Regions from separate parts of the Homo sapiens genome. Here region 2 is linked to region 1. A link is a contact called in ENCODE Hi-C data. All regions are on one chromosome and are shown on one strand. Each heading gives the region's core, a stretch centred on a gene start or an enhancer-like site at or near the end of the contact. The rest is flanking DNA. Distances are from core to core; before and after follow the strand shown.

Region 1 (3,552 bases), core at 596-3,095:
GCGGGGTACACAGGCGGGCGGAAAAGGGGGAGCAGAGTCAGGGGGCAGTTGGGAAGCTCGGAGACAAAAGGAGGGAGGGAGCCAAAAAGCCTACAGCACCAGGTATTCCCAGGCGGTCTCCCATCCAAGTACTAACCAGGCCCGACCCTGCTTAGTTTCCGAGATCTGGCGTGTTCAGGGTGGTATGGCCGTAGACACTAATGGTGGTGCCTGGCTGCCTCTTCAAGAGCCCGGCCCAGCCACGCCCGCCCGACTCCAGGCGTCACTGCCACCCCAGGGTCGTGGGGCTCGGACTGGGGACCCCTGAGCTGCTCGCCTGCGGTCGGACTGCTCTCCCCTTCTACGCCCAAGCACCGCCGGTCTGCCCTGCTGCGCCTTCCACCGGCCTCCCAGAGCCTCCAGCCATACAGCAGAGATGGTGGTTGGGATAAGAGTTTGAAGAGAGTGGAGCAGGTCTGGAACAGGTATTCTGGAGAATAGGGGAGAGAACAGAGTAGGAAAATTTCCACAAGGCAATTGCCTGAGACTGTCCAATTTGCAGACCAGGGCTTTTCAGCCTCAGGACTGTTGACATTTTGGATTGAAGAATTCTGTGATGGGGGCTGTCCTGTGTGTTCTAAGATGTTTAGCAGCATTCTTGGCCTCTGCTCCCTAGATGCCAGTAGCACTCCCCTAATTATGACAATAAAAAATGTCCGCAGACATTGGTAAATATTACTTAAGTGGGAGAATGGCCTCTGGTTGAGGACCACTGAGGCCAGCCAATGCGTACTACAGGAGAAACATCACACAACCTGCAGATTGGTGTCACACATTTATGGCCCTGACCTGGCCTCTCAGTTCTATCTGGTTCTTCTGTTTTCCTCATAGGCGAAGTAATGGTTCTAACCTAGAAGACAGAATGAGGTGAAGACAGGCTAACTTCTCTAAGCTCTCAATGACTCACGAGATAATAGATGTCAAGATAGAACCTACTAAGTGTTCAGTAAATGTTATCTATTGTCATTTCCAGGAGGGGGCTGATTGAAACTGAAGAATAGTACAGTAGGAGGAGAGGACCAGGAGCTGAAAAGACAGGTCGCTATGTTGAGAGAGAGAGAGAGGAAGAAAGATCTAATAGGACTTCAAAGGCTGTGGTAGATGTATTACTGTCAAAACCTGCGCAGCTTTTCTCTACCAGGCCTTGGAAAAGATTGCACTTCCTGCACCACTGGCAGCGGGCTGGCCAATGGGATGCAAGTGGAAATGAACTGTGCTATTCTGAGCAGAGGCTTAGGGACCATTGTGTGGGTAAGTCAGTGCTCTTTTTCCTCCACGTGAGGCTAGTGTGTCCCAAAATGGGGGCTGCTCCCTTTGACCTGTCTCCAAGACTGAAGAGAACAGGGACCATAGCTGTACCTATCCTGCGAGGGACAAAGGAACAAGCTTTTGTTAATTCAAGCGATTGAGATTTGGGGGTTTGTTACCACAGTGTAATTTGGCATAAGCTGACTGGCATACGGTGGAGCATCCCAGATGAGGGCAAGCTCCCAGGGCCTAACAGAGTGAGTGGCTGGAGTATGTGAAGGTGAAATTCTTTGACATGAAGTGGTTAAGGTCCCACGAGGCCGTGGTGTTAGATGGGTCATTCATGTGATGTTGTTATCATCCAGGAAGCTGGTAGGAGGTAGGAACCCAAAGTCTGTAATGAACAAGGGAAAGTGTGAGCAAAGTCAGCAGATGACAGCAGTAAAGGAGGAGTAAAGGGGAGTATAGATCTAAATATATATATGTATATGTGTGTGTGTGTGTGTGTGTATGTGTGTGTATATATATGCAGAGATTTGGTATATATATGTGTATATATATATGTGTGTGTATATATATGTGTGTGTGTGTGTATATATATATATGTGTATATATATATATGCAGAGATTTGGAAGTGTGGAAGAATAGGGGTCTGAGTGCAGTACTGGGGAGGCCCCATACCCTATCCTGAAAGCACATGAGGTATGGGAAAGTGACCACCAAGATCCTTTGGAGGGAAAGCCAGGTATCTTTTAAGGCAAAGAAGAGGAGGAAAGAAGAGTTTGCAGATGTAGGCAGGAAGTTGTTTATGAAACAGAGTGATAGGCCGGGTGCGGTGGCTCACACCTGTAATCCCAGCACTTTGGGAGGCCGGAGGTGGGCGGATCACCTGAGGTCAGGAGTTTGAGACCAGCCTGGCCAACATGGTGAAACCCATCTCTACTAAGAATACAAAAATTAGCTGGGCGTGGTGGTGGGCACCTGTAATCCCAGCTACTCAGGAGGCTGAGACTGGAGAATCGCTTGAACCCAGGAGGCGGAGGTTGCAGTGAGTGGAAATCAAGACATTGCACTCCAGCCTGGGCGACAAGAGCAAAACTGTCTCAAAAAGAAAAAAAAAAAGAAAGAAAGAAACAGAATGATAGTGTAGTTGGAGTCAAGAGTTGACTGCTTTGAGAACTTGTCTCCAGAAAAAGGGCATGTACTTGTGCAAAATGTTATATGCAAATTCAAAAAACATTTAGACTTCCTAGAACCATCTGTGGACCCTAGATTAAGAACCCTGATCTGGAACAGTGGCTCTCAAACTTGAGCAAACAGTTTGACAGGTCTGACGGTGTTTGACAGGTTGTTGGGCCTCACCCAGAGGTTTCAGTAACGTAGGTCTGCATGCGGTCCAAGCATTTGCATTTCTATCAAGTTCCCAGGTGATGCTGATGTTTCCGGCCTAGAAACCACATTCTGAGAACCACTGCTGAAGTCTAAGGCTAAGGGGGAAAGGTTTGGGGAGAGGAAGAGGAACAGTGGGAAATGGTTAAGGACAAGATTATGAAAGCATCATGGGGATGAGAATGGATTTTTGTTTTGTTTTACTAGGCTTAGGCAGATACTCCAATATTTCTGACACATACATACACGGAAAACCTTGCAAGAGTGGAGAAAAGAAGGGAGAGGTGAGTGAGCACTTATTTTAAGTTTAGGGCAAGGGGTGCAAAAAAATATCTTTTATAGCCTTAAGGATCACTTTCTTGAACACCCTTACTTTACAACAACAGATGTGATATCAAGTATCACATGGCCAATTCACACCTTTGGTCTGGTAACCAGCTCTTGCCCCCTCTCAGTCTAGGGCTTGTTCCCCTTCATCATTAACCTCTAAGAGAATCACTAGTGGGAAATAAGCTATGCTTTTGATTCAAGGTAAAGAGACTCGAACTTTCCAGTGCCCTAAACTGGGAAATCTTAAACTCCAGCAAAGTACAATGCTCAAAACTGGGTAAAGCTGCTACCTTCGTAGGGGATACATTTTGGAGAAAATTGCATCTACTTTCTTCTTTGTCTTTTCTTTTTGTGTGAGTGTGAGTGTGCATGACAGTTTGTCTATGTTTGAAAACCTGACCATCAGCATTCCTGGAATTCTTGGCAATGAATTAGGATTGCCAGTTAGCTGCCTGCTGGGTGACCTTAGGTAGTTCACCTCGTGTCTCTAAGCCTCAGCTTCCTAATCTGTGAAACAGGCTGATGGACCAGTGAGATAACGCCTG
Region 2 (3,552 bases), core at 397-2,896, 720 kb after region 1:
CACAGAGGCACACCCAGCTTGGCCTCTGTGGTGAGCTGTGGTGAGCTGTGGTGAGCTGTGGTTTGAGCAGCCTCCCTCCTAACGAAGGCAGAGAGAAGGCCAGGTTGTCAGGCTGTGTCTTGTGAGAAGGAGGGAACCAGAGGAGGGGCAACGGCAGAAACCAGACCTGAAGCCTGAACCCCAGGAACCCAGGGGACAAAGACTCCCTGGCCACCACTTGTCCCAAGACTGCAGACACCTCACTGGCCAGGAGCATACAAGCAGGAGTATACAATGTGGCCGGGGGTGCATAGGAGTCAGGATACAGAGCCATGTTCTGTGTGTATGATGTTCACATACAGGAGCCAGACTTGACCATGGGAGACCAGTTTTTAAGTTTCCAAGGAATTCTTGCTCCCTAAACATGTACTTGACCCAGAAAACTCTTCAGCCTTCAAGGCCCAACTCCCTCCACGAAGAATCTGTCCAGTGTCTGATGACTAAAGGCCCTGGATTCAGATCCAGCTTAGGCACCGCCTGGTCATTATCTGACTTCTCTACAGACTGTGCCTCTAGTAGGCTGGAGCCCTGGACTCAACTCAATATTTCACCCCTGCCCCTAGCAATAGGGGGTCAATGGACATTTGTTCAATAAGCTCTAGACACCAGAAAGGGTGAACTGTCTCTTGGCTTCAGTTGTTCTGTGACTTCAGGCTAAATCCAAAACCTCTGCGGTCAAAGAAGGCCATTGCCACCCCTCCCCACCCTGTTCCCTCTTAGGTGGAAGGCAATTGTGGCCCTTAGAAACCCTCTGAAGAAGCATCTAACAGCTTTTCTCAGGCCGAAATGGGAGAGGGTGAAGGTTTAGGAAAGAAAACGGTCATTCTTATGTCTTTCCCCAAACCAGATGATTTCCCTTTGTTCCAAACAGTTGGCAAAGACGTCTGGGCAGAGAAAGGGTCCTGACTTGATGCACTGCTCTGCAGGCAGCTGGGTGACTCCGGCCTCTGTTGGTTTGCAGCCTGGGCCAGGGCTGGGGAGTTGCTGAGGGGTGGGCTCAGGCTCACAGTAGGTAGGCTGCTGCTTGGGCTTTCAACTATTACCTCTGATCACAATGAATTCATGAATTTATATTAGTTTGATGCATATCTCTTCCACTGGACTTCCAACCTCTGGAGCGCAGGAACCACACTGTATTTAATTCTGGAGCCTCAGGGCCTGGCACAATGTCAAGCACACAGTAAGTGCTCAGTAAGTGCTAGAGACAAAAACGCACTGCAGCCTCCCTGCCAGCCTGATTTCTGGAGCATCCCTGACTCTCTTAATGGAAAGAGCTTCTCAGAGCTTCCCAAGCTGACTAGAGGAGGGACTGTCATGGTCATGGGCCCTGCTTCCCTCTTATAGTTCTCTTAGCTGGAAGGCAGGATCCTTCTCCTCTGAGCTGCTTCTGAGGCCACTTATTTGTTTATTTCCAAACCCAAAAATGCTTCTTAGGTTTTGCTGCCACCTGACTTGAAGCTCTGACCACCCCAGTGCTACTTCTGCTCTGCCCCATCCAGACATCAAGCGAGATTCATTCCCCCAGCCTCAGACAAACCACACCCCTATCACAACCGTAACTATTCTTAGCAGAGCAGGAAGGGGGGCGCTGCCGAATGACCTCGCTGCCTATAGAGACTTCACCTCCACCCACCCTTCACTCACCCGGTGTCACTTCCCCCTTTTAATAACAACAACACTGACACCAAGTTTCACTTCCACCACTTCCTGTGGGTTTTGTTCATCCTCAGCTGCTGAGGTTTCTAGAGGGTGGGTGAGTCTCTGGCCCAGCTGCAGGAAGGTCCCTCTGACTATAAACTCTACCCCTAAGCATTTAGAGGCTTGCCCTTCAGTCCTCAGACACATTCACCTTTCTTTTTTTTTGCTTTTTTTTTTTGTTTTTTTTTTTGAGGTAGAGTCTCACTCTGCTGCCCAGGCTGGAGTGCAGTGCAGTGGCACGATCTTGGCTCGCTGCAACCTCTGCCTCCCAGCTTCAAGTGATTCTCCTGTCTCAGCTTCCTGAGTAGCTGGGATTACAGGCATGTGCCACCATACCTGGCTAATTTTTGTATTTTTAGTAGAGGCAGTATTTCTCCATGTTGGCCAGGCTGGTCTTGAACTCCTGACCTCAGCCTCCCAAAGTGCTGGGATTATAGGTGTGAGCCACCGCACCTGGCCACATTCTCCTTTTTTTTCTTTTTTTTTTTTTTCCAGACAGAGTTTTGCTCTTGTTGCCCACGCTGGAGTGCAATGGTGTGATCTCAGCTCACCGCAACCTCCGCCCTCTGGGTTCAAGCGATTCTCCTACCTCAGCCTCCCAAGTAGCTGGGATTACAGGCATACACCACGACACCCGGCTAATTTTGTATTTTTAGTAGAGACGGGGTTTCTCCATGTTGGTCAGGCTGGTCTTGAACTCCTGACCTCAGGTGATCCGCCTGCCTTGGCCTCCCAAAGTGCTGGGATTACAGGCATGAGCCACCACACTTGGCCCACATTCTCCTTTTTTAAAGCTGTCCAGAATAGGGGATTCTCCATCCTTCCCTGGGTCAGAATCCCAATATCTGATCCAAGTTCATCCTGTTGACTAACCCAAATCTCTCCTGCTATTAGGGTTGCCATATTTTGCAAGTAAAAATACAGAACACAGAACACCCATTTAAATTTGAATTTCAGATAAACAATGAATAGAAGGCCAGGGGCAGTGGCTTATGCCTGTAATCCCAGCACTTTGGGAGGCTGAGGTGGGCGGATCATGAGGTCAGGAGTTCGAGACCAGCCTGATCAACATGGTGAAACCCTATCTCTACTAAAAATACAAAAATTAGCCGCGTGTGGTGGCGTGCGCCTGTAATCCCAGCTACTCAGTAGGCTGAGGCAGGAGAATTGCTTGAACCCAGGAGACGGAGGTTGTAGTGAGCCGAGACTGTACCACTGTACTCCAGCCTGGGCAAAAGAGCAAGACTCCGTCTCAAAAAAAAAAAAAACAAAAAAAAAAATGAATAACTTTTTAGTTAAGCATGTCCTGTGTAATATTATACTAAAAAAAAATTCATTGTTTATCGGAAATTCAAATGTAACTGGACATCCTTTCTTTTATCTGGCAACCCCCTGCCTGCTGTATTCCTTCTCTTTTTGTTTGGAGACAGTCTTACTGTGTCACCCAGGCTAGAGAGCAGTGGTGTGATCTCAACTCACTGCAGCCTCAACCTCCTAGGCTCAAGGGATCCTCCCACCTCAGCCTCCCAGATAGCTGGGATTACAGGCACATACCACCATGCTCAGCTAATTTTTGCATTTTTAGTAGAGATGGGGTTTCGCCATATAGCCCAGGGTGGTCTTGAACTCCTGGCCTCAAGTGATCCACCCGCCTCATCCTCCCAGAGTGCTGGGATTACAGGCGTGAGTCGCTGCACCCAACCTTGTATTCCTTCGCATGAAAGCAGCAGTTCTCAACCATTTTGATCTCAGGATCTCTTTACACTGTTAGAAATTATTGAGGACACCCAAAGAAGCTTTGTTGATGTGGGTGAA

Evidence for each region. Hi-C counts contacts between places; a loop is a spot of excess contacts on that map. Pooled maps may share reads with other maps.
Region 2: a loop to region 1 is called in a map with no recorded cell type, with 23 times the contacts of the local background. The contact joins the enhancer-like site here to the promoter of LRRN2-AS1 in region 1. A Hi-C loop is called at or near these places in 5 of 37 single-sample maps with no recorded cell type and 7 of 50 pooled maps.

Annotation. Positions count from the first base shown.
Region 1 is chr1:204,562,326-204,565,877 of GRCh38, forward strand. It overlaps LRRN2-AS1 (LRRN2 antisense RNA 1), which reads left to right and starts at 1,846. Exons shown (of 13, transcript XR_007066814.1): 1 at 1,846-2,961. It also overlaps the pseudogene RNA5SP74. RefSeq lists a silencer at 3,502-3,552.
Region 2 is chr1:205,286,710-205,290,261 of GRCh38, forward strand. No RefSeq gene overlaps it. Among named protein-coding and RNA genes, the nearest start is that of NUAK2, 33 kb to the right of the region's middle. Within about 2 kb of position 1,647, at least 13 of the 41 ENCODE cell types and tissues checked have a DNase peak (open chromatin) inside an H3K27ac peak, as active enhancers do.